2 separate regions of the Homo sapiens genome follow, and region 1 is linked to region 2. A link is a loop called in an ENCODE intact Hi-C map of the cell type or tissue named here. Cell type or tissue: heart right ventricle. All regions are shown on one strand. Each heading gives the region's core, and the rest is flanking DNA. Links, peaks and the distances in the headings are about the cores only.

Region 1 (16,602 bases), core at 710-3,209, 88 kb after region 2:
AAAATAAAACTCATTTCAGTGAATTGATGGGAAATTTGAAATGGTGACAGAAAAATATCAGAGATTTCTTCATACGGTAGGTAATTAAGGAAAAACCCAAATTCCCATCGGTGGCAGAATGAATAAATGCATGTTGGTATATTCACATAAGAGAATATAATCAGCAGTAAAAGAAATAAAGTTCAGCTCTATGTGCCAGAGTAACTGAATCTTTACAATGTAATAATAAATATACATGTCTGAATTATGCATCCAACAAAGGAGTAACATCCAGAGTCTACAAGGAACTCAAACAAATTAGCAAGAAAAACAAACAAACAAAAAACAGCAAAAAAAACAAATAATCCCATTGAAAAGTGGGCAAAGGACAAGAATGGACATTTCTCAAAAGAAGATATACAAATGGCCAAGAAACATGAAAAAATGCTCAACATCACTGATCATCAGGGAAATGCAAATTAAAACTGTAATGAAATACTGCCTTATCTCAGCCAGAGTGACCATTAAAAAGTCAAAAAACACTAGATGTTCTAATGCCATCTGTCCCCCCTCCCCCTACCTAATGTAAATGACGAGTTAATGGGTGCAGCACACCAACATGGCACATGTATACATATGTAACAAACCTGCACGTTGTGCACATGTACCCTAGAACTTAAAGTATTATATATATATATATGTATATACACACACAAAAAAACACTAGATGTTGGTGTGGCTGTGATGAAAAGGGAATGCTTATACATTGCTGATGGGAATGTAAATTAGTACAACCTCTATGAAAAACAGGATGGAAATTTCTCAAAGAACTAAAAGTAGATCTACCATTTGATCCAGCGATCCCACTACTGGGTATCTACCCAAAAGAAAAGAAGTCAATATATCAAAAAGTCACCTGTAAATGTATGTTTATTGCAGTATAATTCACAATTGCAAAGATGTGGAATCAACTTAACTGCCCATCAACTGAAGAGTGGATTAAAAAAATGTGGTATATATATATATATATATATATATATATATATATATATATATATATATATGGAATACTACCCAGCCATAATAAAGAACTAAATAATGTATTTTACAAACTGGAGGCCATTATTCTAAGTGAAGTAACTCAGGAATTGAAGACCAAATGCCTCATGTTCTCACTTATATGTGGGAGCTAAGCTATGGGCACGTAAAGGCAGACAGAGTGATACAATGGACATTAGAGACTCAGAAGGCAGGGGGATTGGGGAGGTATAAAAAATTACTTATTGGGTGCAATGTACACTACTTGGGTGATGGATACATTAAAATCCTAGACTTCACCACTGTACAATCCGTCAGTGTAACCAAAAACCACTTGTACCCCTAAAGCAATTGAAATTTTAAAAATTTAAATAAAAATAAATAGTATATATATTATATATGTGTCTGTGTATATATACACAAGCATATATACTTAGTATATGTATATGGTCTATGTAATAGTATGTCTGTATAAATGGTATATTAAAATAAGGAGATAGACATAACAGGAGTTAGGAGAGTTAGAAAAGGGGTTAATTTGAATGGGAAGACAGAGAGGATGGAAGAAAAGGAACACGTGGGAAAGTATAAGTAGGTGCCAATGTTCTAGTTTTAATGTTTGGTGGCAGGTTCATCAAATACAATATTTATGTTATTATTAATAAAATAAAAGGTGCACATAATGAGAGTATATCATGAACTAAAAGTTGCAATTAATTAAATTCTGGTGCAATAACAACACAGAACAGTCATGCTAAAAATACTGTTGTTTCCTTTCTGCGTTTCTTCTCCTAGAATTTTTTTTTTAAAGGAAAAGTACTTTTTAAAATGTAGTTCATTTTCTCCACACTGTATCCACAGTCTTTTGTCCCATAAGTCTTTAATTAAAGCTAAGACAATCATTGGTTTAGGCATATTTAATGGTTTCTGTCTTTGAAAACTGCATTCTTTATATAGTTGTTTGCTTCTCATCTTCATAATCAGTCTTTCTAACTCCTATTTCCCACTTGTTTATATAATGGAATAAGGTAAAATGCAGTAAGATATTCAAATAACTGAAAAGAAAATGATATTGTACAGGCAAAATGAAGTCAAGAGCAGAGCCTACACATAGGTCCTTCACAGTCTCACCCTGATATGGTTTGGATGTTTGTCCCTCCAAATCTCATGTTGAAATGTGATTCCCAGTGTTGGAGGTGGGGTCTGCTGGGAGGTGAGTGGGTCATGGGGACAGATCCCTCATGAATGGTTTAGCACAATTTTCTTGGAGATAAGTGAGTTCCTGTTGTAACAGTTGTTTAAAAGAGGTTCTTTAAAAGAGTGTGGCACCTCCCCGTTTCTTGCTCTCACTCTGTGATTCGTTGGCTCTCCTTCACCTTCCACCATGATTGAAAGCTCCCTGAGGTCCTCACCAGAAGCTGAGCAGATATTGCTTCCATGCCTGTACAGCCTGCAAAACTGTGAGCCAGTTAAACCTCTCGTCTTTATTAATTACACAGTCTCAGGTATTCCTTTATAGTAACACAAAAATGGACTAATAGAAACCCCAAACTCAGATTCATCTCTCAACACAATTTCCGTCTAGTCTAGTCATACTGAAAGTCTTACTCTTCCCAAACACATCATAACTGTTTATGCCTCTATTCCAGCCCCCTTCTGGAATGTCTTTATCACCATTTTTTTTCTCTCTCAGAAAATTCCTACTCTTTGTTGAGAACCACACTTAAATATTACTTCCTCTGTGAAGTATTCCTGAACGCCCCCAGGAGACTTTGTTGTTATCTCCTCTATGCTGCTATATTACTTGAAAAATACCACTATTGTAGCCTTTAAGACAGTTGTTGTAATCATTTTGTTCACACTTGGCCCCTCTAACTCCTGTAAGGAAATATTAGAACTACTTCACTCAGAAGCGTCGACGCTCTACAGAGTATAAACAAAAACTTGGGTGACTGAGTGATTATTATATTAAATATTTCATACCTCTTCTTCTTGCTGGCAATTCTTCAATTGTAGTGTGGTGCTAACTGCAAGTGCTCAAGAGATCAAATGTCCAAGAGGAAGTTTCTTGGAGAAGGGTTTTTTGTTTTTTGTTTTTGTTTTTGAGACGGAGTCTCGCTCTGTCCGCAAAGGCTGGAGTACAGTGGCGCGATCTCGGCTCACTGCAAGCTCCGCCTCCCGTGTTCACACCATTCTCCTGCCTCAGCCTCCCAAGTAGCTGGGACTACAGGCGCCCGCCACCATGCCTGGCTAATTTTTGTATTTTTAGTAGAGACGGGGTTTCACCGTGTTAACCAGGTTGGTCTCGATATCCTGACCTTGTGATCTGCCCGCTCGGCCTCCCAGAGTGCTGGGATTACAGGCGTTAGCCATCGCGCCTGGCTGAGAAGGGGGTTTTATGTGGAGCCTTGGAAGATAAGAAATACATATATAGAAAAGGGAGAATCCCCTCTGCTGACTCTATCCGTCTCTAGTTGTTATCTTTCTTCATCTCTGTCTGGAAGACTCATCTTCATCCCAGCAACAAACGTAACTGAGTCCAAATAGGGAACAGATTACTGGCTTGTGAGAGAGCCTCACAGGAACCATGCAAGCAAATACTTGTAGACACAACTTTTGCTGGCCTGGGAAAAGCTTCCGGAGAAGGAAAGCTGCAAGATATTTTTAGGTTACTTCTATTTGATGAAATATATTGCCTCTTCTGAAATGTGTATGGATGGAAAGGAAGGGAAGTCAGTGTGACTAATTCAGATAATAAGAGGGGTCAGTTAGGCAGTGAATGCTATGGGAGCTCCTATTAAATAATATCCTGCTATTCAAGGTGAAGCATACTCATGAGCAAATGCTGCAGGCTATTAAGAAAAGATAGCATGGTGTAATGACTAAAGTTCGGGAGTTGGTATTATATCTGAGCTCAAATCCATGTGTCAGATACCTAGACAAACAGCCTCATAAGTAACCAAACTTTTTTGACTATTTAGTTCATCATCGATTAAATGGGAAGGAAATAACATCTACTTCATAGAATTGTTGTAAGATTAAAGGAGATATAAAAACAATCAGTACATTAGAAGTGTTCAGTAAATGGTAGCAATTACTGTTATTTAAACTCTGAGTTTCTGTTTCCTGGAGAAGAAAATATGGTGAGGGGCAGACAATATTACTTACTTCACAGAAGGGTTAGATGAAGAAATCTTTAGTTAAAATATTTAGGATAGTATTTAGCACATAGCTCAGCATTCAGTGAATATCTGAATCAAGATAAAATGAGGAAATTGATCTAGGGTTTCTTAATTTTTTCAGGAGTATAAAGCTAGCTGTGGACCATTTCTCTCTCTCTCTCTCTCTCTCTCTCTCTCTCTCTCTCTCTCTCTCTCTCTCACACACACACACACACACACACACACAAAATTTTGAATAAAATTTTAGTGACTCTCTGAATTCTATTAAAAAAAATGGCATCCCTGGATACCCAGGTTTAAAAATCTCTGATTAAAATAAAGATATAAAATACAGGCTACAAGAAATGAAGATTGTGTAGGTGATTGTTTCTTCCTTTAAGAGAATGAGTCCATTATTCATTTTTAAAACTCAATTAACTGAGTTAGGCACAGCCTTAAGTGTAAATTAATAAACCCCTTTTGTGGAGGACACAGGAAACAATGGCAAATATTCAATCTTTACTCTTCAAAGTTGGACTGGTTTATTTTCTGCCCTTTTTGAACGTGCTATAGATTTTAATCCCCTTTTGGCCTTTTCTTTTGAAGAGAGCTAATGGAATTGTACCCCCTCTGTCCTCATTTTCCATTCCTCAACGTGTCTGGGCTTTTGCCTCCAAAGGTTAACATTGCTATGAAGTAATGTAATTCTTTATTGCTATTTAGACAGATTTATTCAGAGCTCTATCTGCACAGACATCTGTAAGCATAGTGAATGTGACATCCAGAATTTCCCAGTGGGGCTGGATATTATATTTATAGTAGCCAAACTCAAAACTAAAACACAAAAATCCTCAAAACCTCCATAAATTTGGATTTAACTAGAATTGAACAACAATGTGTTTCAAATAATTTTCTAATTAGGGTAGGAAAATGCCTCTGAAGTAAGAAAGTTAGGCATTGGTCTAGCCACACATAGAGATGAGCTCAGTTTCAATTAATTTGCCTTACATTGGAGCACTGAAGTTAACCTTACCCATCATTTCTGGGTTGGATAAAATGTGCAGATTCGTAGAGTCACAAACACTGAGGTTTAAGAAAGACATTAAAATGGCATTCATGTGCTCATAGCGAGCATCAGTAATTGATCACAGCACAATTTCTTCCTGCAAGAAAGGTAGCCACTATCAATCATTTGGAACTGCCATGGGAGTAGAAACCTATTTGCCATATCTGGTATTCTAAGGAATGCACTTAGGAAATATTCTTGTCACCATCTCCACACTCAAGACCCTCTTATGAAAAGGACCTACCAGTGCTCTGTTCCATCTTGGGGCTGTAGAACTTTCTTATATTCAAACATCAAAATTTACCTACTACTTTAAAACTGATTTCCTCCTGGGGGGAGAGGGGGACAAAACACATCTAATCCCTCTCCCAATTAACATTCGGCAGGCTCTTTAATTAATTCCTTCATTTACTATTTCTTGAGCATTAACTATATCATAGGCACTATGCCAGACAGTTGGGGTATCATGATGAGCAAGATAGATCCCTGCTGTCACAGAGCTTCTAACTCCCCAGGGAAGAAGAGATTTGACGACAGCCATGATTCTTCTGGTCTCCTGGCTAACCACTCCCAATTCTGTAAACACTTGTATGAAGTGCCTTCACTGTCCTGCTCAGGCTCCTCTAAATTTGCTGTAATTGGTCTAGGACCCTCTCAAGGGGCGTAGCCTAAATAACACCAGGAGGAAGGCTGGGAAGAGTAAGGCTTGTCACTTCTGGCCCAGATTAAGTACTTTTTCCTGTGAGTTCCTGAAGTCCTCCTCCTCATCAACCTTTTATCTGATTCCCCAGCTGCTCTATGGGTAGGAGATGGAGGGCAATGACTAGACAATCTGAATGAGCTGGAATGGTTATCAGTTTCAGCCTGATTTAGGGCATTCCCATTACAGGCATACTTACTAATTGAGACCCTGGACTTCCAAGACCAACAGACCTGTGCTTGAGTCTCAGCTTTTCCACTTACTAACTTAAGCTAGCAAGCCCAACTTTGCGAGTTTGTGACCTGTGCAGTCATATGTGGTTGGGGGTGGGGGTAGGTGAGCAAGCTCAGGGGAATTCTGAATTTGGTTTAGTGCTCTGCTATCACTGTCTTGAAATTCCTAATAATTTGCTAACATGAGGCTTTGCATTTTTATTTTGCACTAGGCCCCACAAATTCTATAGCTGGTCATGTAAGCAAGTTACTTAATGTCTCTGAGATTTAATGTCTTCATCTAAAAAACAGGGGTGATGATGCTACCTACTACACAGGTTCTAGTGAGTTTTATATGAGGCAATGTGTACTATGCCTTTCCCTAGTAATCCCCCCACCAATGTAAGTCAATGGAATTTTTATTTAGAATATCTGACATGAAATATTCTGAATTTAGTATATATGCTGCCAAAGTGAGTATTTCTAAATTCTATGTACCATTAATTACCTTTTTTTTTTTTTTTTTTTGTACTTCTTCTATTCTCCTAGCTATATAATAGATGTTTGGGAAAGAGGAGTTAACTTTTCTTTTTAACTGGGCATCTGATTTCTTTGGTTGCCTGTGACAAAAATGGCTTCTGGCTAACTTATGCAAAAGGGAATTTTTGGAATGATAACATAATTGCAAAACAGACAAAAACAATAGCAACACTGGAGAATCAGGCTTGGAGAGACAGCTTCCTTCCGAGGTGGAAGAGTTTTGGCAGCGGTAGAAAGCATGAACTCCTACCATTTTCAGTCGCTTTGTCACTCTGCTGAAGATTCACATTCCAGAGATGGGTATCCATGGCGTGGCTTGGTTCACATGCTCACCTCCAGGCTAGGAAAAGGCTGGGCATGTAATTACAGCAGTCCTATAGACTACGGGTGGAGGGGACTCACCAAAATATAAATGACAGGCTGATATGAAGGGGAAATAGGTCCAGAAAAATAAAAACAAAATAACAAATCTTCTGAGTGCCTGCTATATACCTGGTGCTCTGCTAGGGGCTTTCATAGAGTATTCATTTACCTGACATACAGTGCCTAATATGAGTTGAGCACTCTGTAAACACTTGTTGAATACACGAATGAGTGAGTGAATTATTGAACCCTCGCACAACTCTTAGAAGTAGATATTAGTCCCATTTTTCAGAGGAAGAAACCGAAACTCAGGGAACTTAAATAGTTTGCTTAAAATTATACAACTAGCAAGTAGCAGAGTTGATATTGAAACCCGGTTCTCATTCCAAAGCTTATGATTGTTATGCCACTGCATGCTGGCAGCCTTTCTTAAGGTATATGTGGGGACTGCTTTAAACCTCTGTACCTTCTGCTGTGCCTCCCCAAATCACAGGAGCTGATGGATTCTAGAAAGTTTATCTGGGCCGGGGAAGGTTCATTTTGTGGTTCTCTACTAATTTCAGAAAGGAATGTGTCACAAGGCATGTGACTCTGAGTAAGACACCTGAATCTCCTCAACATTAAGTGGGTATAATATAATAATGGTTATCTCCCCATAAAGTTTTCAGTAGATTGGTGAAGAGTATGTTTATAAAGCTCTGGTATAGTTTCTATACATGGAAAGCCCTCAGAAATGACAATTAATCGATAGTCTCAAAAAAAGTATAGAGAAACAGGAAGAAAGTACTGGGGGAGGCATCAGGTTTCAGAAAGTTAAGACTCCACTAGATAAACTATCATTTTACATATATCTTAGAAAGAAAAAGCATTGTCAGTTCAACTATGACATACTGTATTACTTTGAGTTTCCATTTTGTATTATTAATACTGAGAAAATATTTTTTAGACTGTAGACATAACTTTTAAAATGAAAATCTCTTTTAGACTTTTTCAGACATATACTCTAATCATATATTGCCCCTTTGTATATGTAAAAAGGAAAATGTAAGCAAAATTCATTAAGACTAAGACTTCACATTTTGAATGGTTCACCTCTTCTGAAGCACTTTTTAACTCAGTTATTGATGTGTTTCTCCTCACAATATTGTCAACTGAGCCATCAAAAGTATTGAAGAATGCAGAATTTCTTTAAAGAGTGCTACACTGTTGTCTTGGGAATGTTCTGTCAAGCCACTGATATCAATTCACAAAATTTGATGCTGATGCTATCTTTTTTGATTTTACTGTAAGATACCAGTGGAAGTTTTCCAGACAGTAACTGTAACTTGCATTTGTTTCTCCAAAGGTCTATAGGTGGTTTGTTGATTAAAACATCAATGGCTTTAGTTGTCTAGTCATTCTGTCCAAGAATTATAACCAAGTACTTGTAGGCAGGCAGTGATGCTATAGCATTGGTAATTTGACATCATCGATTATAAGGTATGCCCTGATTTCAATGTTAAATGTTAAGTAAGAATGTGTATCTTAGTCTGGGTGTGGTGGCTCATGCCTGTAATCCCAGCACTTTGGGAGGCTGAGGTGGGTGGATCACCTGAGGTCAGGAGTTCAAGACCAGCCTGACCAACATGGTGAAACGCCATCTCTACTAAAAATACAAAATTAGTCGGGCATGGTGGCACATGCTTATAATCCCAGCTACTCAGGAAGCTGAGGCAGGAAAATTGCTTGAACCTGGGAGGCAGAGGTTGCAGTGAGCCGAGATCACACCATTGCACTCCAGCCTGGGCAACGAGTGAAACTCCATCTCAAAAAACAAAAATAAATAAAAATAAAATAATAATAATAATAATAACAATAATGTGTATCACAGAATACATGAAATATGGCCGTAGAAAAGTTCTGGGAATTAGATGTTTTCAGGCCTTGTATTCTATATCTTGCTTTGTCACACTAGCTTATGACTTCAGAAAATTTTCAAATGTTTGAAGGTATAACCTTGTTGAATCCCCTCACTTCACAGATAAGAAAACTAAAGTGCAAAGAAGTGTTGCAACTTAAATTATCCAAGGACACTCTGAGTAGGATAGGCTGACTTGGGTTCCTCTGTCCTGTTCATTCTGCTTCACTGTTTCCATGAAAAAAGGATTATTCCAGAAGAGTACAAAGTATTGGCAATAATTTGCACTCTATCTAGAAGCTCCACAATGTTCTCTAATCACTCACTATCTATTCTGGGCATCTCCAACTGCTTTAGTCTTTCTTGGCCTTTAAATCCCAAATCAAATGTCACCTCTGTTGGGATGTGTTTTTTTTTTTTTTTTTCAAGAGCCTTTCCCATTCTTTATCTCCCCAAGCAAGTAATTGCTCCAGGTTTTGTGGTTCCACAGCACTTAATTCCTAATACTCTCATAAAAATCACCACATTGTTAGATTTTAATTTGTTTCAAAATCTTTTTTAAAAACTTATCAAAAAATCTCAAACATATGCAAAGTAAATAGAATAGTTTAATTAACCTGTGTTCCCATCATACAACTTCAACTATAAACTTCCTGCCATTACTAATTCTTCTATACATCCCATCACTCTTTACCCCCAAGTAAATTATGCATTTGATGTAAAATTTATATATAATGAAATGAACAATTACAAATAGATATGTTCATGTAACTCACAAACCTATCCATGTTTTGAACATTTTCAATACTCCAGAAAGTTTTCTTATGTTCCTTCACAGTTTGGCTCCCCCAACCTCTTCTACTCTCTCAAGGCAATTATCAAATGACTTTTTTTCCACTATAAATTAGTTTAGATTGGATTAGACTTCACATAAATTATAAATTTTAATTAGTTTAGATTCGATTAAAACGTCACATAAATGCAATCACATAGATATGTGCAAAGAATTTCATTAAGATGCTTGCATAGAGGCACCCAGAAGTGGTGTTGCCCACAAAAAAAGGACCAAAGCAAAAAATAGATAACCAGGCTTCACATAGGACATCTAAAGGAGAACACTGGAATTCAGGAAGGAACTGAGAAAGACCCTCCGAGGCATAGAAACTTGAGATAGCAGCATAGAGAGGGAAGTGAAGCAGCTAGACAGAAGCAACTCTGAGGCAAGAGAGACTCCTCATAGCCAGAAGAGGTAAGTGGGAGATCCCTAGCAGTCCACATTCCACCACATATGCCTGCAATTCTGAGTTAAGAAGAGTCTTCCAGCCCTCAGAGGTCATGAGCCTAGTATAGGAAGCTGCCTGGAGTCCACATGACTGCAATCCCAAAGAAGAAATCAACACTGCACCCCCATCCTCTGGGGCCCAGGCTGCTGCAACATGGCATTATTTTGAGAACAAAGCCACCACTAAATCCTGCCCTGGGGCTCAATAGCTCTAGCACTTCCACATCCCTGGGGAACACCTTGACATCCCCCCGAGAGATACCCAGAAGGATGCAGCATCATGAAACCAGCTGGAATCAGCAGTGCAGATGTGACCTTGGCACCTGACTCCAGGCAGTACCCTATATCCCAGTGCAAAGGCAGTTCAGTACATCAGGGGGATTGCCCCAGGACATAAAGACCTGAAGTACACATTCCCCAGAATCTGAGCGGTATCTCTCCACTGACAGTGGCCCTGCACTTTACAGTGGCAGGGTTGCTGCGTGCCTGCATGTGCCATCCAGAGACCCAAAGACCAGACTGCCCAGGGCCCACTGCACTGTCCAGGACTTAAAGACCAGCCCACCTGGGGCCTAATGCCACCACCTATGAACCTGCCCCCTTGAGGGGCAGGGAGACCACATACCCATGTGTGCCCCTGAGAAACACAAAGCCCAGACTGCCTAGTGTCCCTGTCCCCAGCAAAAATGCTTCACAGCCTTCACAAACAACCACAGCCTAAGCCACTAAGAAGCTCACAGGTAACACTGACATTTATTATAGATGTAAAAATCATACAAAGACTATACTGCACCCACCCAGATCCAAAGCCAAAGTACCCTACTCAACTGACACTATAGATACATCTACAGGAAAAGAATCATCCCCTACAAAAGGTACTCCATAAAATTGGAAGAAGCAACTGTTACATCAGATGTATAGATATCAACGTACGGATATAAGAAACATAGAAAAACAAGGAAACATGATACTTCCAAAGGAACACAGTAATTCCCCAGGAGCAGACCCAAAGAAAGGAAAATCTATGCAATTCCTGAAAAGAAATGGAAACTAATGATCTTAAGGAAATTCAGTGAGATACAAGAGAACACAGATAGATAATACAAAGCAATAATAAAAACAATTTATGACCCAAATGAGAAATTCAACAGAGACAAATATCATAAAAAGGAACCAAACAGAAATCTTGGAACTGAATAATTAAATGAATAAAATAAAGAATATAATTGGGAGTTTCAACAATAGATTAGATCAAAAAGAATAATTTCTGAACCCAAAGACAGGTCTTTTGAAATAACTCAGTCAGACAAAAAGAAAAAGACAAAAGAATAAAAACAAATGAAGAACACCTACATAACATATGGAATATCATTAAGTAAACAAATATTCAAACTTTGGGAGTTCCAGAAGAAGAAGAAGAGATGGGAAAAGAGAAGAGATCTTAGTCATAGTCATAAATTCTTTGCTTGACCAATGTCCAGAAGAGTTTTCCCTAGGTTCTCTTCTAGTATTTTTAAAGTTTTGTGTCTTACATCAAAGTATTTAATCCATCTTGAGTTGATTTTTGTATATGTTGAGAGATAGGGGTTCAGTTTCATTCTTCTGCATATAGCAATCCAATTCCTCCAGCACCATTTATTGAAAAGGGTATCCTTTCCCCAATATAGGCTCGTCTCAGTATTCTTTGTCAAAGATCAGTTGGCTGTAAATACGTAACTTTACTCCTAGGTTCTGTATTCTATCCCATTGAACAATGTATCTATTTTTATACCAGTACTATTCTGTTTTAGTTACCATTGCCTTGTAATATAACTTAAAGTCAGGTAATGTAATGCCTCCAGCTTTGTTCTTTTTCCTTAGGATTGCTCTGGTTATTCAGGCTCTTTTTGGTTCAACAAATTTTTAAAAATCAAATAATATCAGTGAAATAAAACTAGAATAAAATAAAACTGGACATCAATAATAAGAAAAACTTTGGAAACTGTACAAATATAAAACAATTAAAAATATTCTTCTGAACCACTAATAGGTCTATGAAGAAATTAAGAAGTAAATTAAGAAATGTCTTAAAACCAGTGAAACTAGAAACACAACATACTGAAGTCTATGGGATACAACAAAGGCATTATTAAGAGGGAATTTTACAGCAATAAATTCCTACAACGAAAGAGTAGAAATTTCAAATAAACAACCTAATGTGCACTTCAAGGAACTAAAAAAGCCAAAACAAAGCACACATAAAATTAGTAAAAGAAAAGAAATAATAAAGATCAGAGAAGAACTAAATAAAAGAAATAAAAAAATAAAAGACCAACAAAATGAAAAATCAGTTTTTGAAAAGATAAATAAGATTGACAAACTATTAGCTAAATTAAGAACAAAAGACAAAAGATCCAAATAATAAAATTTCAAATAAAAAGGGAGAGAATATAGCTGATACCATAGAAATACAATGTACCATTAGAAACTGTTATGAACAACTATATGCCAACAAATTGGAAAACCTAGGGGATAAAATTCCGGGACACATGTAACCTACAAAGAGTGAACCAAGAAGAAATAAAAAACCTAAACAGACCAGTAATGAGTAACAAGATTGAATCAGTAATAAAACATCTACCAACCAACAAAGAAAAACCGAGGACCAGATGGCTTTACTGCTGAATTCTCCTGAACTTTTTTTTTTTTTTTTTCCTGATTGCCTAGGCTAGAGCGCGATGGTGCAATCATAGCTCAGTGTAACCTCAAACTGCTGGGCTCAAGCAATCCTTTTGCCTTAGCCTCTCAACAGGTGCATGCCACCATGCCCAAGCTAAACATTTTTAAAACTTTTTTGTAGAGATAGCATCTCACTAAGTTGCTTAGGCTGGTCTTGAGCTCCTGGCTTCAAGCAATCCTGCTGCCTCAGCTTCCCAAAGCACTGGGATCACAAGTGTAAGCCACTGCACCTGACCCCGCACTTTTAAAGGACTAACACCTTCTTTAAAAGGTATCATTCTGAAAAGCCAGTATTAACCGGATTCCAAAAGTAGACAAAGACATAACAAAAAACTTACAGGCCAATATTCCTGATGAATATAGTTGTAAAAATTCTCAACAAAATACTAGCAAATCAAATCCAACAGCACATCAAAAAGATTACAGACCATGATCAAGTGAAATTTATCTCAGGGATGCAAGGATTTTTCAACAGACACAAATCAATAAATGTGATATATCACATCAGCTGAATGAAGGACAAAAGTCTTATAAACATCTCAATAGATAAAAAAAGCATTTGGTAAAATTCAACATCTCTTTATGATAAAAATTCTCAACTATTAATAGGTGAAGAAGGGACATATTTTATCACACAAAAAAACTTTATGCTAACAAAAAAAACCACACAGCTAACATTATATTGAATAAGGAAAAGCTGAAATCTTTTTTTCTAAGAACCGTGACAAGACAAGGATGCCCACCTTCACCACTGTTATTTACCATAGTACTTGATGTACTAGTCAGAGCCATTAGGCAAGATAAAGAGATAAAGGGCATATAAATTAGAAAAGAGAAAGCCAAATTGTTCCTGTTTGCAGACGACATGATCTTATATACAGAAAAACCTTAACACTTCACTAAAATACTCTTAGAACTGATAAACGAATTCAGTAAAGTGGCAGGATACACAATCAACACACAAAAATCAATAGCATTTCTAAACACCAATAATAAACTGCCTGAAAAAGAAATTGAGAAAGTGACCTCATTTATAACAGCTATGAAGAAATAAAATACTTAGGTATAAATTTAATCAAGGACGTGAAATACTTAGGAATAAATTTAGCCAAGAACATGAAAGACTCACAAAAAAAATTATGAAACGCTGATGAAAAAATTTGAAGACATACAAAAAATAAAAAGATATTCCATGTTCATGGATTAAAAGAATTAATAGTGTTAAAATGGCCATACTACCAAACGTAATTTACAGAATCAGTACAATTCTTATCAAAAGACCAATGACATTCTTCACAGAAATAGAAAAAGCAATCCTAAAATTTGTATGGAAACACAAAAGACTGAATAGCCAAAGTAATACTGAGCAAAAAGAACAAAGCTGAAGGCATCACACTATCTGACTTCAAAATATCCTGCAAAGATAGAGTGACCAACGCAATATTGCATGGTATAAAAACTGACACATAGACCAATGGAACAAAATAGAGAGCCCAGAAATAAATTCATGTATTTACAGCCAACTGATTTTCAACAAAGGCACCAAGAACATTCACTGGGGAAAGAACACCCTCTTCAATAAATGATTTTGAGTAAACTGGATATCCACATGTAGAAGAATGAAACTAGACCCCTATCTTATATCATATACAAAAGTAAACTCAAATGGATTAAAGACTTAAATGTACCAGCAATACATAAGAAGTTGTTACTCCACATTTTTTCCTGTATTTGTTGTTGTCAGTCTCTTTAATTTTAGCCATTCTAGACATTGTGTAGTGATATCTCATTGTGGTTTTTATTTGCATTTCTCTGATAAGTAATGATATTGAAAAGTTTTCCATGGGTTTATTGGTCATTCATGTGTTTTCTTTTGTGAAGTGTTTGTTCAAAACTTTTGCCCATTTTTATAATTGGATGTTTGTCTTTTTATTACTGAATTATAGACATTATTTATATGTTTTGGATTAACATCATTGGCAGATATATGTTTTGTGAATATTTCTTCCCACTCTGGCTTACCTATTTATTTTATTATCAGTGTCTTTGGTAAAGTTTATATTATCGAACTTTTATTTTCTGGTTGTTTCTTTCTGTCTTGTACAATTTGCTTACATCACTAGTCTGTGGGCTCCTATAGTGAATGAGTGTGAATATTTTTTTCTTGTGCCCTTAGCCCCAGCATAGAGCCTGACTTATAGATGGCCCATAAGTGTAGTATTAAGTTTGTTGGGAGTAGGAGAGGAGGAAATATGTTTCCTTTTTTTTGCCTAGTAACTTTTTAGGGAATTATCTCCCCTCACCATTCAGTCCTTCTGGTTAAGATAAGGCTTATCTCATTCCAACCCATCGTTAAGTGTGGGCACTTGATCCAAACTAGGCCAATTGAAGCCTTGCTCCGCACTCTTGTAAGAAATATGAGTGTAGAGGTATCATCACCCTCCTCCTACCAAGATTTAGAAGGACATTGTGACGGTAAAGCAATTGCTTGCCATCTTTGCTTTCACCCAAATAATCCTACTTGAGTATGAAGTCAACACAGAAGTTAAGAGATGGAAAATGGAGAAAAAATGATCCTTGAAGACATAATTGGAATCCCCGGATTCAGCCTTTCCTGAATTTCACTTCCCTTTGAAATGCTCAGTTATATAAATCAAAGCTTTTTGGTTTATGTATTTGTTTAAGCAAATTTGAGTTATATTTTTATTTCTTGCAACCCAAAAAGTCCTGCCTAGTATACTTCCTAATAATGTAATCCTTCCCCTAATTAACATCTAATTCTCCAAATCTCCAGAGGATTTTTTGGAGCTGAAGGAGATGGGGTGGAAAGCAATATTTGTAATTATCTCAGAGTGTGTGATCAATAAAACAGGAGTCCTGGCTTCATACATTATGTAGCACTGTTAAAAATCATAAACTTTTTTTTTTTGTTTTTTTTTTTTTTTTTTTTGAGACGGAGTCTCGCTCTGTCGCCCAGGCCGGACTGCGGACTGCAGTGGCGCAATCTCGGCTCACTGCAAGCTCCGCTTCCCGGGTTCACGCCATTCTCCTGCCTCAGCCTCCCGAGTAGCTGGGACTACAGGCGCCCACCACCGCGCCCGGCTAATTTTTTGTATTTTTAGTAGAGACGGGGTTTCACCTTGTTAGTCAGGATGGTCTCGATCTCCTGACCTCATGATCCACCCGCCTCGGCCTCCCAAAGTGCTGGGATTACAGGCGTGAGCCACCGCGCCCGGCCAAAAATCATAAACTTTTAAATCATGATATAAATTTAAAACAAAACTAATTATAATGTTCAGATCATGGAAAGACCTGCTACTATTATGTCCGAGCATACTCCTCACTGTCATTTTATTTCTATATATTGTCATCAAGTATCTGATTGATTAATGAAAGAAACATGAATCCTTGAAACAAGCAAATTCATTTTCTCTTTTAATAGTAGAACACAAGCCAGATGAAATCTTTTTTTAAAGACTCTGTCATATAAAACTGACAAAAGTAAAGTTGTTCTGGTTAAAGATGCATGTGTGTATATATATATCTGTGTATGTGCATATATTTGTATGTGTGTACATATGTATCTATGCGGTCTGAGTACCTATGTGTATGTGTGTCTACATACAATTGTGTATGTTTATACATG
Region 2 (16,602 bases), core at 6,178-8,677:
GAGGGTTATGAGGGAGCATCTGTTCCAGGCCTGCCTCCTAGCTTCTGGTGGTTTGCTGGCAACCTTTGGCATTCCTTGGCTTATTGATGCATCTTTCCAATCTCTGCCTTCCTTCATGTTCATGTGGCATTCTCCCTGTGTGCATGTCTAAATTTTCTCTTTTAATAACGACAACAGTCATATTGGATCAGGGCCAACCCTATTCCATTATGACCTCATCTTAACTCATTACATCTGCACTGACCCTATTTCCAAATAAAGTTACATTGTAAGGTACTGGAGGTTAGGTCTTCAAATTCTAAATTTGGACAGGACACACACCTACTCATAACAGTCATGATTTACACCTGGCAATTTTCAAAGAGCTGTCCACTCTCACAGCCTTCTTGAGGTTAAGGATTACATCCTATTCTCATGAGGCTGGGGTATCTTAGAAGGAGCTCTGCTCTAAAAGGACAAGTGACTCCTATTTCTTTGCCTCAGTTTTCTCATATTTAAATCACAAAGGTAGAGTAAATAATTCCTTGAGCCTTTCTTAGATCTGAGATCCTTGCATTTTTCTGGAAATCAGTGTCCCAAGGCATGCTGTCTTTTCTAGGAGTTCTCTCATCTCTAACTAGCAGCAACCTGACCACTAGAATACCTTGCTCTTTCTTTTGCTAATCTGTTTTATGTCTAAAACTTATATCCTACCCCTTTCTTGGCCTCCTCGCTCTGGGGTTCTCATTGCCCAAGATTTCACAACTTAGTTAATAAAAGTACACTTGTTGGCATTGTCATTGATCAATGGTATTTCTCATTTTGTATTCAGTAATGTGGACAATCTCACACAGTTTGTCAATTTACGATTTTTGCTGTGTGTATGCAGAGGTGCACTCATAATTTAATTTTGAAAAACCTTGAAGAAGATGTTATCCAAACAGACGAAAGGGAGTTCATGGTTGTAAAAATAATGATCTAGCCTTCTCTGACTCTCTGCTGTTTTAAAGAACTACTACGTCTGGCATCTGTCCAGTATTTGTGTGGCCTGAACCCATTTTATTCACCCATATGAGCCACTTCTTTTCTTTATGCATGTTTCATTACAGGCACATTGTATATATCTATGTGTGTTTCTCTGTGCATATTAATATTGTCAAAAGACAAAATTACAACAAATTTAGAGATCCTAATTGACTTTCGTTTGTTTCCAGAATTGGGCAACACCTCATTCTACAAAGTAGTTTCAGTGTTCCCATAAGCCGAGCAGAAGATGGTTTTATAAACAGAAAGGGGCCAAGGAAAGCAGAAACAGAAAATAAAAAGCAGATTGGTTGTTTCAAAGTTACTTTCCTTATAAAGGTCAAAGCTGGCCTTATAAAGGCCAGCTAAAACTAGCTTGTTTGAGGTTTTGGCTATTATTTCTCTCTCTGTTGATTTATCAGAAAGTCAGATAAACAATTTTGTCTCAGCTTGGTGATGTGGAAATTTAACATGAATGATTCCATTTTGGTTTGGTCTTTTGGACCTGGTACAGGAGCTCAGTCCAAATCAATGGCCTCCTATAAATTTTATTTAAAATTATCCATTTCTCCCTTTATGCTTTTGTTTTTGATACACTTTACTCCTGACACATGGCCTTTCTCCATCATCTCCTACTCATCTACTAAGACTCAGCTAAAATGCTACCATCTCATGAAGCTCCCTCTTACCTCCCCAAGCAACAGAACTTACGCCATTGCCTGAATGCCATTGTACTGTATCTGTACTTTTCTCTGGCACTTACTCACTTTCTACTTTGTACAAGTGCACTCAGCTTCACTACTTTTCAGCTCTAACTCTCAGTAGGTCAGTTAAACTCTCAAGCCTCAGTTTGTTCATCTGCATGATGGGAACCATAATACCAACGTCTAGAGTAGTTATGAGAATTAAGACAATAAATGTGAATGTCCTAGAACACAACAGATTCTCAATACATATTAGTTCCCTCTCTCACCCCCCGTGTCAGGGTTTGTATATTTGCTCAATTCTGCATCCCCCATCACCCTCTAGAATAGCTCCTGGCATTTTTCTGCATGCTTAATTCGAGATGGATAAATTAATGGATGGAAGGTAAATTACATGGCCTATGAGAAAAATTGCTAATACTTTGGGTTAATACTTTTATCCAAACAATATCAGATTTGAGTCTTCATCAGTGAAAATCCTAATCTAATTAGTAAGTAAATGAAAGCACTTTATGGCCTCTACTTACAGTCCCCATCCCCCAACCCCACCACACACATATACTTTATTTTTTCATTCACTCCTGCCCAGATACTCAGCTGCCTCTTGGATGCTTTATTCAAGCCTGTCTTTCTCCCTGGACTTAACTTATTCTCTATATTTCCTCTTCTTTCTCTCTCCATGTCTATCACAATTTACCTGTTTCCTGTGCTAATCACTTATAGCTCCAATTATCACAAAGAAACATCTTTATTTGGTGTTAGGAAGGGCTTAATGATGTGGTAGCCAGCCTCCAAGAGGGATCCTAATGAGCATCACTTTCTGGAGTTTATGCCCTTCTATAGTCCCCTCTCATATTGAATAAGGATTACTTTATGGCCAATAAAATACTCAGAAAATGACAGTGTGTGATGTCGAGGCAATGTCATAAAATACATTGCTGCTTTCACCTTGGGATCTAGGATTGCTCCCACTGGGGGAAGCCAGCCACCATGTTGTGAGGACACCCAAGCAACCCTGTAGATAGATTAATACACAGAAAAATTAAGGCCTCCTGCCAACAGCCAGTACCAACTTGCCAGTCATATGAGAGAACCACCATGGAAGTCGATCCTCTAGATTCAGGCAACCCTTCAGATGACTATAGCCCAGTCCAACACCGGATTCAATCTTATTAGAGACTTCAAGCTTAAACCACCAGCCAAGCCACTCCCAAATTCTTGAGCTACAGAAACAGAAATAATAAATACGTATTTTTGTTTAAGGCCACTGTGTTTGGAGGGGATTTGTGGCATAGCAATAAATAACTAATATATTGGGTTACCCTGATGCTACTGAGTCCAAATAGTAAAATTCCTGGATTCCAGGAAGCATAGGTCCAGTGAGGGAGAGATTGGGAGCAGATGGAACTATCAAAGCCTCTCATGTCCCCACAAGTTAAAAGTAGGAGATCCTTCAACCACTTGGTTAAACTGCATGGCAGTATCCACAGGAGGTAAACATGTACAAATCCTAACACTCAGAAATTCCACTTGCAGGTATGTACCCAGTGGAAATGGGTTCACCAAAGACACATGCAAGAATGTTTGTTAACAGGATTATTGATAATAGCCAAAACCCAGGAACAACCCAGATGTCCATCAACAGTAGAATGGATAAATACATTGTAGTGTATTCATGAAAACACTGTATAGAATTGAGAAGAAGCAAGCAAGCTATAACTACAAAAAACAATATGGATAAATGTCTCAAATAGTGCATAGAGTGAAAAAAAAGCCAGTTATGAAGAATATCTATTTGTGATTCTACTTGTATAAAGTATAAAACAGCAAAATTAGTCTATAATGTAAAATACCAATTATACTTAGGGGATATAATGAAAGGGGTTTCTAGGCTCTGAGAATCTTCTGTTTTTTGTTTTTTGTTTTTTAACTGCTAATAGCCTGGAGACAGATTCTCATTTGAAAAAAATCAGTGAACTATACACTTAGGATTTGTGTACTTTTCAGTATGGATATTATACTTCAATAAACAATTTACTTTAAAAATCTTACCAAGTTTTAAAAAGAAATAAGTGTACCTGAGAGCAGCACATGTTTCAAAAGGGTCTTGCTTTATATTGAGGAAGGAAGTAGGGGATGAAAAATTCCTAGTTTACTATTAACTTGCTTGGGCCTCACTTGCCCAATAATAATAATAATAAAATAAGTTAATATGTATTATGTACCAACTATACTTAAAGCATTATGTCTGGCAAATAAGTATGGCATTTTATTTAATTTCAAAACAATTTTTCAAACAGGTAATATCATACTCATTTTACAAATGTGGAAGCTGAAGTCAAGAGAAATTGAATAACTTCCCAGAGTTACAACATGTACCAATGTCATAGGCTACACTTGAGCCCCTATCTCTGGTTCCTAAGACTTCATTTTTTTCAACAATTTCATTATTATGCTAAAAAGAGGGAGAGTAAGTAATGTTTTACATTCCTTTAGTACATGATTAAGATCTATGCATATTAAATCTATATGTGCATGTATGTATATGTATATATTATGTATGTATGTACATACCTGCTTATAGGTGTGTGGGTGTATATGAGTGCTCACATAGTAAATTATGTAAACTAGGCTCTGCCGGCCCAGTGCCAAGATCTACAGGGAAACAAAAAAATGTAAAGATTTGCTAGAATGGCTCGAAATATTTGACTTTTGGCGTTGTGTAATTCAAACATCTGAATAAACTCTCTGTCTGATTTTCACCCATATATTTACTCAGTACAGATACTAGCTCTGGCTCAGTGATCCAGTGGGTGAACTGATTAGCATTCCTTCCTGTAATGCTCTCCTTGCTTCTGCTATTTCTGCTTCTGAACTTAGAATAATAAAACTACCAAATGGAAGCTGGGCACATGGTCACCCAACTGGAGACTCCATTTTTCATCTTTCCTTGCAGTGTGGGGATGTGAGGTAGGGTAAGTGATGCCTGAAACCTCCAGGTCACCCTCTTTAAAAACAAAGTCCCTTATGCTGGACTTGCTTCTTTTTCTCCCTGCAGGCTGGAAATGGAATAAGACAGTAACCCAGCCTCAACCAGAGATGAAGCCAACACTGTAGGAATGGTGCAAAAACAAGTTGGAAGTCACATGGGGTGCCCTGTGGAGCAGAGCCACCCCACTCACCTGACTACATTCCTCTGGACTATTAGGTAAGAGAGAAATAAAGTTCTATTTCACGTAAGTCCAGTGTAGGGATCCCTGGTACACTTACCCTGTACCCTACCTAATGCTTGTGGCTTTACAGGGCGGGCGTTAATTCACACCAATACACGAACAAGCACCTTGGGCAAGAACTCAGTCCTCAACAGCCAATTGAATTCCCAAGTGAGAGACTGCTCTGCAGGAAGCAGCCTCAGAGGGACTGATAACGTCCCCATCATAGCTTACAACAGTCTCATACCCACCTTCTTCTTTGATCCTCATCACAAATATATAGAGTAAAAATTAACTATATTCTCATTTTGTCCAAGAAACCAGTTCTTGAACAAGTTTCTTGCTTATGTGAGTAAGGGACATGAAACAAAGCTTGCATCACTCCTGGTCTCCCCAAACAAGGAGCTCCGTGGCAGCGTGAGGCTACATGAAGGGAATCCTGAGAGTGATGCCCTTCCCCTCTTGTTGCAAAGCAACAAAGTTCACAGTCAAACAGCCTCAACAATACTAATGTAAAATGATACAGGAATTTAAGTGACCTTACTTTAAATCAGCCTAGCTCTCTCTCCCTTGCCAACTTTGGATTTAAGTTGGCATAACCAGGCAGCCTTATGCCTGTAGCCCAGATTTTGCCCATTGAAGTCATATTTTTATATAATTTCCTAGCCTGCAGCACACTTACATTCTCATTGTTGTCTTAGGACAAACCTATGAGGTAAGTATTTTTCTTTTTCCCATTTTTTTACAGATGGAGAAACTAAGGCTCAGAGAGGTTAAGCAACTTGCCTCTGGTAACACAGTAAATAGATGAGATCATCCACATTAAATACTCAATATCTTGCCTGGCCCTTCTGAAGTGCTTAATAGCATGTTAGTTACTGCTATGAGTAGTAGGAAGGGATGTAAATTGAAGTCCCCTGGCCTTAAATCCACTATTCCACTTGGCCTCTGTCCTGCCTGTTGCTTTCCCTCCTGTACCTGAGTCTGCCTTGGTAACCTACCCAGCAATTATGATGGCCTCCCTTACATGGTACTTTTCCTGTGCCAGGAACTGTTCTACACGCTTTCCAGTTATTAACTTACGTCCATGCCCTCCAGCCAAAAACCACCAGGAACACAACTGTAGTTGAACAAAATTGAGCTTATTGATGTGTTGCAATGAGGGAGAAATCACGTCATAGAGATTCATGGGGTGCCTCAGTAGAGGGTATTAGAAAGCACTTACATGCTGTGAGCTTGAGTTAGGTGATAATGGAGAGAGTTTACGGAAGTGGGGGTTTGCTCTGTATTGGGTGCTGCCAGAAAATGGGGATGATCCTATGATTGAGTATTTTAATGAATCTTATCTAGAGGGAGAGAAGACTAGAAGGAGGCCTAAGAAGTCCTTAGTAAAGAAGCAGCAATCACTCATATTAGTTGGGAGATGCAGATATTTGGTATTTTTGTGGTTTGCACAGTGACCCTGTTTTTGTCTGTGCTTGGCAAAAAATTATAAAATAGTCTTTTTAAAAATTTTGTATCACTTGTGAGATTATTCATGTTCCATGGGAGAACACCTCAACCTAGCCATGAGTGCCAGGCCAGCACCCAACATGGAGGCCTAGCTTTCAGTGCTCGGTCAGTTCATAGTCCTGTGAGAAGTCAGGGAGTGCTTTTCTCTTTCTCATTTATTTAATCTCCATAACGCATTTATGGGTTCAATTCTATTAATATTTCCATTAGATAGGTGAGGAACATGAGACACGGAGGACTTAAGTTACTTGCCAAGGACACACAGCTAAAACCTGAGAAGCTCAGGTTGGAACCCAGGTGATGTGGCCTCAGAAATCTTCTCTCTTAACCACTATGATACCCCGGACCTCTGCAGTTACCCCAAGAGGGGTCCTGCTTGATTCTTTCTTGGCCTCATTCCATCTGTGAGCCCTTATCATCTGCCCTTGGTGGGGCACACCTGCCTATTGTGGACCATATGCTGTTGAATCTCTGGCTTGCTTGGGTACACACATAGCTGGATTCCAAGATCCACAGTGGGTCAGACTTATCTTCTGGAAAATAGCTGAAATTCCTGACACTGACAGCCTGCCTGTAGCATTCGTTCCTTCCCATCCCAAACTCTCTGCAAACCTACTCCACCCGCTGTGTTGGATACCCCCACCACCACCCCTCATTACTCCCCAGTGACCTCCCCACCCTGGTGAATGAGAATTCTTTCTGGAGGGGCTGAACTTTGGGCCTGCCCAGCCCCAGCTGCCTGTTATGACATCCTAAAAGAATCTGACTAAGGCCCCCGGGGTGTATGTTAGACACTGCCTGCAAGCTTGGAGGCAGTGTGGCCTAGAGGATGAGCTAGCTGAGTTCCCACTCAATAGATAGTTACTCAGCAAGTTACTTAACCTCTCTGAGCTTCACCAGCTGCAAAACTAAGGGCAATTGGTGTTCATCTTGTAGTGTTGGTGGAAGGGTCAGATGAGACAATGTATATTTACGTGTAAAGGCATATTTGGGGAAGATCTCCTACACACAAATGCTCTGTATGCAGTATTTTTTTTTTGAGGGGGTGGGAAATGAAAAAGGGATTAAGTTTCACATCTGTGTTGATATGGAATAGAGAATGAGCAAGGGAGGGCAAAACAGCTATAAACTGTGCTATGCAGGAGAAGTCCTCTGTAAATACTAATCTTCTCCTCTTCCTATAAGATAGAAGTAGCATCCGATTAGGGGCTGCATCCTAGTGATTAGGAGTGTAGACCCCGGAGTCAGACTTCTGTGGTTCAAATCCTTATCCCATCCAATGCTAGTTGTGTGACCTCAGGTAAGTTACTTAATCTCTCTGGGCTTTCATTTTTCTCTTCACATATGAAGCAGGAATAACACCGTGCTTTGCACAAATATTGTGAGCATGCAGGGAGCTGACTTCTGTGGAATGGTTGAACCATGACAGGCTTTCAGTCAATGTGGGTTCCCTTCTTTAGCCCCCAACCCTGCTAGGGTGTTTGCATTTTAAAAGACACTGAAGGGAAAAGGGCAGCCTAACTCCTAGGCATGAAGTGTTAACAAAACAATTTCATGCTGCAGGGGACTCAAGGAAGGCCGCTACTCCCTGACCATACCACAGTGTAATCACCTATTGTGAGCAGTACAGTGTGGGGCTAAATCCTGCCAACATGGGATCACTGGGGAGTTTCAGTCTCTGAAACACCTAGTAATGCAAGATATTGAATTTCATGGAAAGTGTTTTGGAGTTAACATCAGAATATCTGCGTTCTTCATATGATGCCGCCATTTTGTGGCATTGAGCAAGTCACTCAACCTCCATCATTTTCTTCTCTCCCTCCTCAATAGCAGAAAGAAGTTTCTATAACCCAGAGGTAAGACACTTTACTTTTGTTTAGTCATTACAATAGCCCTCTCCAGTATGTAATATCATTAACCCCATTTTACAGATGAGAAAACCCAGGCTTACAGGGCTTGAGGGGCTTGTCCAAAGACACGCAGCTAATGAGCAGCTGGGCTTTGAACCTAGGCAGTCAGACTCTAGTGCCTGTGACTTTACCACGAGTCCAAGCAGCATCTTAAGGTTTCCATGTCCTGATCCAAGCCCTGGAGAATACTTGCCCCCTGTTTTCTCCCAGGTAGTTCTAAAATGAGATAGGCCAATGGATATGACCATGATGTACTTTGTTAACTGTGAAATGTATTGCCGAGATGTGATGCTGTCCTGCTTACTGTGGCTATGAAGGGCAGCATTAGCACAGAAGCCTATAGCATGGATATTTTAGAAGGGCAGATTTCAGATATAAGTGAAGATGGTCTTGCCACAGTGAGACCATCTTGAGTGAGCTGGGCTGTCCCTACCTCCCCAGCAAAGGAAAGCAGCAGGGGGATTCATTCATCATGTATACAGGACCTGAAGTTCTTAGACCCTGAAGCTCCTAGCACAGGGCTGGAATCAGGACAGGTGCCCAGTTCAGTGAGGTCCCCTCCTCTTCCTCTCATTGGATGCTCTCCAGCCACTTCACGTTTCCACTTCACATTCAGTAAATTCTCATGTTTCTGTGAGGTTACCAGAGCCTGACTTGACCTGAATGTAGTTTAGCCAACTTTATCACAGCTCAGGGGCTGGGGTGGATATGTAGAGAGAACATTTTTCCTGAACTCTGGCTCAGACTCCTTCAACATCTGTTGAAAACAAGGGAGTTTACCACACAGCCCTCTCACAACCAAGTACTCAATTAATGCTTGGCTACCCAGAGCGACTTTTCTGAAGAAAAATACCAGTGTTTAATTTTTCTTCACCTCTGTCCATCTTTCTGAGAGAAGGACTCCTGAGGCCAATCATGGAGAAAGAGTCTTTGGTGTCCCCCCTGCTGTTTGTTGTTCTAATAACCTGGGCCAAAGCATGCAGAATGGGCTACTCAATGCACCCCAGTGTGACCTCCACCCTGTAGGAGTGGGGGATGGAGGAGGGACTGGGGTATGGAATGATTAACAAGAGAACAGAGGCTCTTCATGAACTTCTGTGTCACAGCCTTGCTCTGAGAGGGTAGGAGAGCCCTATTTTCCCAGGAAATGGTATGTTGGGGCATGATGGGGGAAGGGGGATGCTATGATTGCCACCAGGACTCTCTCAAACTTTTAAGATCTTTCGGGTTGTAGGTTTGGTCAACCCAAAGTGTGGTCCACAGACCAGCAGCACCACCATCACCTATGTGCTTGAGATCATTTGGAGTGCAGAATCCCAAGCCCCACAGCAGCTAACGCAATCAAAATCTGCACCTGATCAAGACCCCCAGGCGATGCTTGGGCACACTCAAGTTTAAGAAGCACGATCTAGACAAGATTGACTCAAAGCTCCCAACTGTGTTCCATGGAAGTTCAAAGCCCTAAAGTGGGTTCCATGGAAGTCCAGATCCCTCCCCCAAATGTCTGTGAACTCCCAGGGGGCTTGCAGTCTTGTAGTTGCCTCTGGAAACAACTGCCTCTCTGCATGGGACAGTGTACAGCTTGTGTTGCCCTCCCCATTCACTTGCTCTGTCTATTCCATGTCAACCTGGATGGAAAACTAACCTCTTCTTCAGTTACCACCAAAAACCAACTCATACAGAGCATTTATGTATAGGAGATTTTCCTAAAATGTGCTAAGAAGGAAGAGTGAAACAAAATATGCACTTTAACCACTTTATATTGAACACAAAATACCTCTGTTCTTTGACCACAAAACAATAGACAATTTTCACTGGCCCCTTCACCCCAGATAATCCCTACCCTTCCCCACCTCCCTGGATCATCTCTCACCACCTCTCCTTTTTGGCCCCTCTCCATTCTTCTTTCCCTGACTCCTTCAGGAGCAAAACTCCCCTCATTTCCTCATACAGGGCAGTAATGAAATCTTTTTTATTGTCTTTACAACATGCTCTCAGGGTCCCCCTTCTGTCCTCTTTGCCTCAAAAAGACAATGCCTCACACCCATGCTCTGAGGCATGATTCACAGGGGCCAAGAGGTGGAAGCAGCTGGAGTGTCCATTGACAATGAATGAACAAACAAAATGAGGTCTGTATACACAAAGGAGTATTATTCAGCCTTAAAAAGGAAAGAAATTCTGACACATCCTACAGCATGAATGAACCTTGAGCACACTACGCTAAGTGAAATAAGCCACACACAAAAGGACAAATATTATAGGATTCCACTTATATGAGGTACCTGGAGTGGACAAATCCATAGAGACAGAAAGTAGAATGGTGGTTTCCCAGGGATGTGGGGTGAGGAGAATGGGGAGTTAATGTTTAATTGGTACTGATTTTCAATTTTGCAAGATGTAGAAGTTCTGGAGATTGGTTGCACAACAATGTGAATATATTATACACTACTGAACCATATACTTAGAAGTGGGTAAGATGGTAAATTTTATATTATGTGGGTTTTGTTCACCACAATTTCAAATTAAATTTTTAAAAAAACTTGGGCAAGGTGTTTATTCCTTTGAGTCTTAGTTTCCTCACTTCTACCTTGGAGACGAATGTGTCTATTCTCCTCTAACTACACCTCACAAGGCTGTTTTCAAGCTCACATGAAGTGATATTACTGAAAGACAAGAACAAAGGCATTTCTTTCTCAAGAGCAATTCCAGTGCTGAAGCTGAAGATAACTCACTTTTCTTTATAGCTAATGTGGCTTCCATTTCCCCTGCCCGTCCTTCCCAACCTCCCCCACACTTCTCTTCCTCTACCATCACTTTAATGTTGTTGAGTCAATGTTTATTCCCTCCCTCTTTTATGCTGCTATTCTCCCTGGGATTTCAATGAATCTCGAAGCTTCAAGTACCATCTGTGGCCAGATGAACAACAATATGTAACTCTCATCTAGCTCTCTTTCCTAAAATTCAAACTAATATATCCTACTGAATTTATCCCCTATGCACCTCAACTCAGCATGCTCAACATTGAACTCAGATATGTTATTTTTCAAAGGTTCATTTCTCTCTTGTGTTGTTGTCAGAGGCAGCAACAGTGTGTTCATGGCTCTACTCCATATATCTTCTTCATTCCAAGACCCAGGTTGAAGGAACAGCCCATATTTGGGACATGCTATTATTGTGGAAGAGAAAAAAAAAGACATGGCTGAACCTTGCAAATGGTTCTTAATGTTTCTGCTTGTACTTGGCCTAAATCATTCCCATTTAGGTACCATTGGCTAAAACAAGTCATATACCCAAGTCTGGTGTCAGTAATATGGAGAAGTACATCCCTCCTCCAGAGAAACACTGAAAGTCACAGGGTCAAGTTTAGGATGCAAAATTCTTTTACCAGGAGGAGGAGTAAAGAATAATATCCAATCACTATGGACACACTGCCTGTGTGTGAGGCTAGCTCCATCTGCAGAAGGGCTACAGTTAGAAGAGTACCCAGATCTCCTCCAGCAGGAACTTGAGGAGGTGCTGACCTCCTGAAAGGAAGAAACTGAAGGCTTGTGGGAAAAGTGCTGATCTCATGGGAAAAGAATATCTGAAAGAGAATCCTGCCTCAGCCACTCCAACATTTGAAATGGCTTAGGAAAATCATTTCATATTCTGGGCCTCCTCTGGAGTGTCTTTCACTTGCCCATGGCCTTCCTACAAGAATCTACAGGAGTGAGTTCCCAGCAGCAATGTTAGTACATTGTGACCCCACTTCTTGACAATGATTGATTGGATTAGGGGAAGGCTCTTGACCCAGGCTAGTCAAACCAGAGTTCCATCTGTGGCAATGCAGAATCCAAAAAGAGAGGTACAAGTTCAATCTACCCTGTGGTTGGCATAATAACATATGAATTTGGGAGCCTGCCATTTCTCCAACTATATGTACTGAGTAGCTGAGAAAGCCAATCTGCAGAGAAAAATAACTAAAGCTAAGTAGAGAAAAGGGGAGAAAGAAGAGAGGCCACATTGCTTGGGTTCCCTATGGCTTTCTTTGTTGCAGTTGTTGTCATTTTCAGGGCTCTTCCCTGTAACTCATTCATGAACTTCATTTTGATAAGTCACACTTATATCTTATGATGAATTTCTCTATTTAGTTTATACTAGCATTAGTTGGTTTCTGTTGCTTGCAACCAAAGGAACTTGGCGCAATTCACGTTCACCTTTCTGAGCATTAGTTTGTTCACCTGAAAAATTACAATAGTGATGCTGAGTTACAGGATTGTTGAAAGCATCAAATGGATGTGGGAAATGCTGTAAAATGGAATATTATTGCAGGAAAGAGATACCATGGATGGAACAAAATGGCCAAGAGAGAAATTTTGCTCTAAACTTTTTAAATGCTGATTAGAAAAATAATGATAGAAACTAACCAGTAATTTATCAGAATATACCAGACACTGTTTTAAGTATTTCATTCATGTTGACTTCTTTAATATTCACATCAAGTTCATTTTGCACAGGTTTTATTCTTATCTTCCATTATGCAGTTGAGGAAACTAAAATGTAAAGGAGGTTTAATAATAGGATGTAAAAAAAAATTAACTGGGCATAGTGGCGCATGCTTGTATTATCAGCTACTCAGGAGGCTGAGGCAGGAGAATTGCTTGAACCTGGGAGGCGGAGGTTGCAATGAGCCCAGATTGTGCCACTGCACTCCAGCCTGGGCAACATAGCGAGACTCCAACTCAAAAAAATAAAAATAGTAAAAATAATAAGATGTAAAAGGGACCTAAAAGCCAAGGTCACATAATACTAAGTGGCAAAGTAATATTCTTGGCATTTATATCTATTTTCTAATCAGTAAAATGTCACAAATAATAGATATTCCGGGATGGTGCTTTGAGAATAAACTAAGATGTCTTCATGATATATATGGCCCATAATAAGAGATAATTAAATAATCACTTTCATAAGAATACTCATCATAAAGCTATTTCCTTGTTGCATTGCAAATGAAGAAAATAAGACATGAAATTATGAAGAGGTAAATTTCAAATAAATAAAAGGCAATTATGTTTACACAGCAGGAGATGGACTCTTAAAGCCAATTAACCCAAGTGAGGAATAGGCTTGAAAATCTGTAGTACTTACCATGAAACATGGCCTCAGGCAACCTCAGATTAACAGCTCTCTGGCTGACTCTTTCTAGGGCAATGAATACACCCAACTCTGCAGTACCTGTTGTCAATACAATCTGTTTTTTCTTTTATTCTCAGCCTTGAAAATGGCATGTCTCCACTGATATAAAGTAGAGGGAGACAAAGACACTGAGAATTACTATATACTATTGTATCTTGGAGGTTCTGTGGGCATGATGTCATGTTATAAATGAAAAATGGGAGCTCTAAGAGGTAAAGGAACATGGCTTCAGTCTAACAACCAGTCAATGGAAGAGTTGGATTTCAAATACAAGTCTTTACAACCTCAAAGTGCCAGCTTTCCTACCCTCATACCTTGCGATTCCTTGTTAGGTACCTTAGCTGCTTACCAAGTTATCTAATGTCAATAATTCAAAACAACCATAAACATTTATTATCTCACAGCTGCTGTGAGTCAGAAATTCAAGAGCAGCTTAGCCAGGTGGTTCTGGCTTGGGGTTTGTCATGAGGCGACAGCTGAGATATCAGTCAGGTCTACAGTCATCTGAAGGCTTGACTGGGGCTGGAGGATCTGCTTCCAATTGATATGGCTGGCAGTTTGGTGCTGGTTGTAGGAAGGAGGCCTTGGTTCCTCTCCATGTAGGCTTCTCCATAGTTTACTTGTTTCCTCACAGCATGGAGGCTGACTTCCCCCAGAGCAAGCAACTGAAGAGAAACAGTGCCAGGTGGAAGCTATCCTTTTTATGACCTAACCTCAGAAGTCACATAGCATCACTTCCACCACATTTTATTAATTAGAAATAAATCTCTAAGTCTGACCCACATTCATGGGAGGGAAACTAGGTTTTGCCTTTTAAAAGGAGGAGAATTATGGTCTTGATTTAAGACCACCACACTTCGCAACATGAGAATGAACTGGCAGCTCTGTAATGAGTTACCTGTCCTCCGCTTTGAAGGAGTCAGAGGCTTCCAATATGTGTCAGGTTAAAGATCAAAATCCTCAGCATGGCCAACAAGGTCATGCATGCTCTGCCCCTTGCATGCTCTTAGTCTCAAACAAGGTCTTTCCTCACTTTCTATCAACACTTGGACTACTTTTATTTATCCTAAAATGCCACGCTTTTCCCTGCCTGAAGGCCTCTGCAGAGATGTTTGCTTGGCCCTCTGTGTCCTCTCTTGACTTCCTTTTGCCTTGTTAACATTCACACATCCTTCAGATCCTGTCAGAGGCTTTCATAAATCTTTGGATTGTTCTAATAATATTTTTTTCATTTACAGTTAGGTATAGGTGTGATCATTTGACCCATTTGTTTTTCCTACTAGTTTTTAGTCTGTATTGAGACTGCATCTATTTTTTACTCACTGTTATATCCTCAGGATTTTGAATACTGCTGAGCACATAATGTATATTCAATCAACTAAAAATGTGTTGAATGAATGAATGCCTAGACAGCGTTCTTCTCATAGCTGGAGGTGTGCAAACACAAATGGTCCCATCTCTTTACAAGTGTGTTTCAGGGGAGATTTTAGCATCCAATCAGGGTTGACTGGATGACTTTTGAGGTTCCTTTACTTCAGAAGAGTATTTGAAATTCTGTTAGTCTGTGATCCTCTAGTCTCCACTCACTGGCCAGCAAACTCTGCCTCCTTGGCTGACTCACCTGTGGCCCAGCTCTTCCCGCTCCAAAGACACACCCTCTCATGAGGTAGCATATCTTAGGCTGAGCTAAGATAGGGTCACATCAAGCACAAGGAAAGGCTGTTTTGGAAGCCTCTGGGAACAGCTGCCTGGTGCTCTGAGGGGGCGCAAGTGATTGGGTCCTCTGTGACTCCTTTAAGAAACTTTACAAGGTTAAGGTTTGTTCTAAAAATAAGCCCACAAGGCTTTTTTAAAAGCTTCTAAAACCATATGTCCACAACAGCCATTTTTTGAAGGGCCAGTGAGCCTTTAAAACCTTCAAAACCCACTACTTGGCCTGCCTCCCATAGTGGGGAAAGTTCAATATGTGGTGTATTTAAAAACAGACCTGCTTTTAAGTCTTCTAGAATCTGCACCTGAAACATTCTGCTCCTATCAAAGTGGTTCAAGATGGAGATCAGCAAGTATGAGGCTTGTTTCACATTCATCTGGAGGCCACATTCATCCCACAGTGAACAATGACCCCAAATAGCCACAGAACTGCAATTAGTTGCCTGTAGAGAGATTAGTTCAAGTCATTCTTTCCTGTTGACTCTCTTCTCCCATAGATATCTTCATACTATAGCATGTTGTGGACAATTCCATCCAAGTGCATAAGCACACATACACACACACACACACACACACACACACACGAACCATGGTGTGTCCAAGAAAAATGTCCACCCAGATGGAGTGCTTATCTGATTGTCAGTAGCAAGTAGGATGGAGCATTCATGTGTTAAATTGCTTTCTCCCTTTCTTTCTTCTCTCCCTTCCTCCCTCTCTTCCTTCTTTCCTTCCTTCATTTCTTCCTTCCTTTTTCTCTTTCTTTTTTTCACTTCTTTCTTTCCCTTTCATTTTTTGACTAATATAAGAGCCAATCATGTGCCACATACTGAAAATCTACATTTTGATGGGAAGGCAGGGATTAGAGGTTAGTGGGGAGCAGTAGAAAGGATATCTTGATTAATCAGAAATGCACCCTCCCCAAAGACATGTTACGATTTGTAGAGGGTTGGAGAGGGGTGGGGATGTGGTACGCCATATTCCAGGCTCCTTGAATGCTTCAAATCTCAATAAGGAAGTTTTTAAATAGATAAGGAAACTGAGACCCAGAAAGGTTAACAGTATTGTGGATGATCCCTCGGGTCTATTAGCCTCTATGTATACATGTCTTGCTGCTTCCCTAGCAGAAGAAATCTAGCCATTTATAAACAGCTTACCTAGAGTGGGGACAGGGCTCAGTGTTAAGAGAGGTATCAGTATGACATCATATGGGTGTGCAGAGGAAAGCAAAATCCCTTCCAGCTAACAGGACCAGGGAAGGTCCTAATGTAGCTCACTGGGGCCATGGTAAGGTGGATTATCTCTTCCCTAAACCAGAGAGCTCACTTCAGTCTTCTTTCCGTGCAAGTGAAATATCTCCGGTTTCTTAACAAACATCAA

Evidence for each region. Peaks named below come from ENCODE experiments on the same cell type or tissue, not always from the same donor. Only the 100,000 strongest peaks of a DNase experiment are listed, where the experiment ranks them.
Region 1: a loop joins it to region 2, with 2.2 times the contacts of the local background. A loop is called at or near these places in 3 of 110 quality-filtered maps.

The regions. Positions count from the first base shown.
Region 1 is chr1:59,272,935-59,289,536 of GRCh38, forward strand. FGGY-DT (FGGY divergent transcript) reads right to left here. Exons shown (of 2, transcript XR_001738089.2): 2 at 16,362-16,602. Among named protein-coding and RNA genes, the nearest start is that of FGGY-DT, 15 kb to the right of the region's middle. In heart right ventricle, for the core only: no CTCF peak of the experiment used is centred there; no DNase peak of the experiment used is centred there; H3K27ac peaks cover 110 bases.
Region 2 is chr1:59,179,667-59,196,268 of GRCh38, forward strand. No RefSeq gene overlaps it. Among named protein-coding and RNA genes, the nearest start is that of HSD52, 41 kb to the left of the region's middle. In heart right ventricle, for the core only: no CTCF peak of the experiment used is centred there; a DNase peak (open chromatin) is centred at 7,138.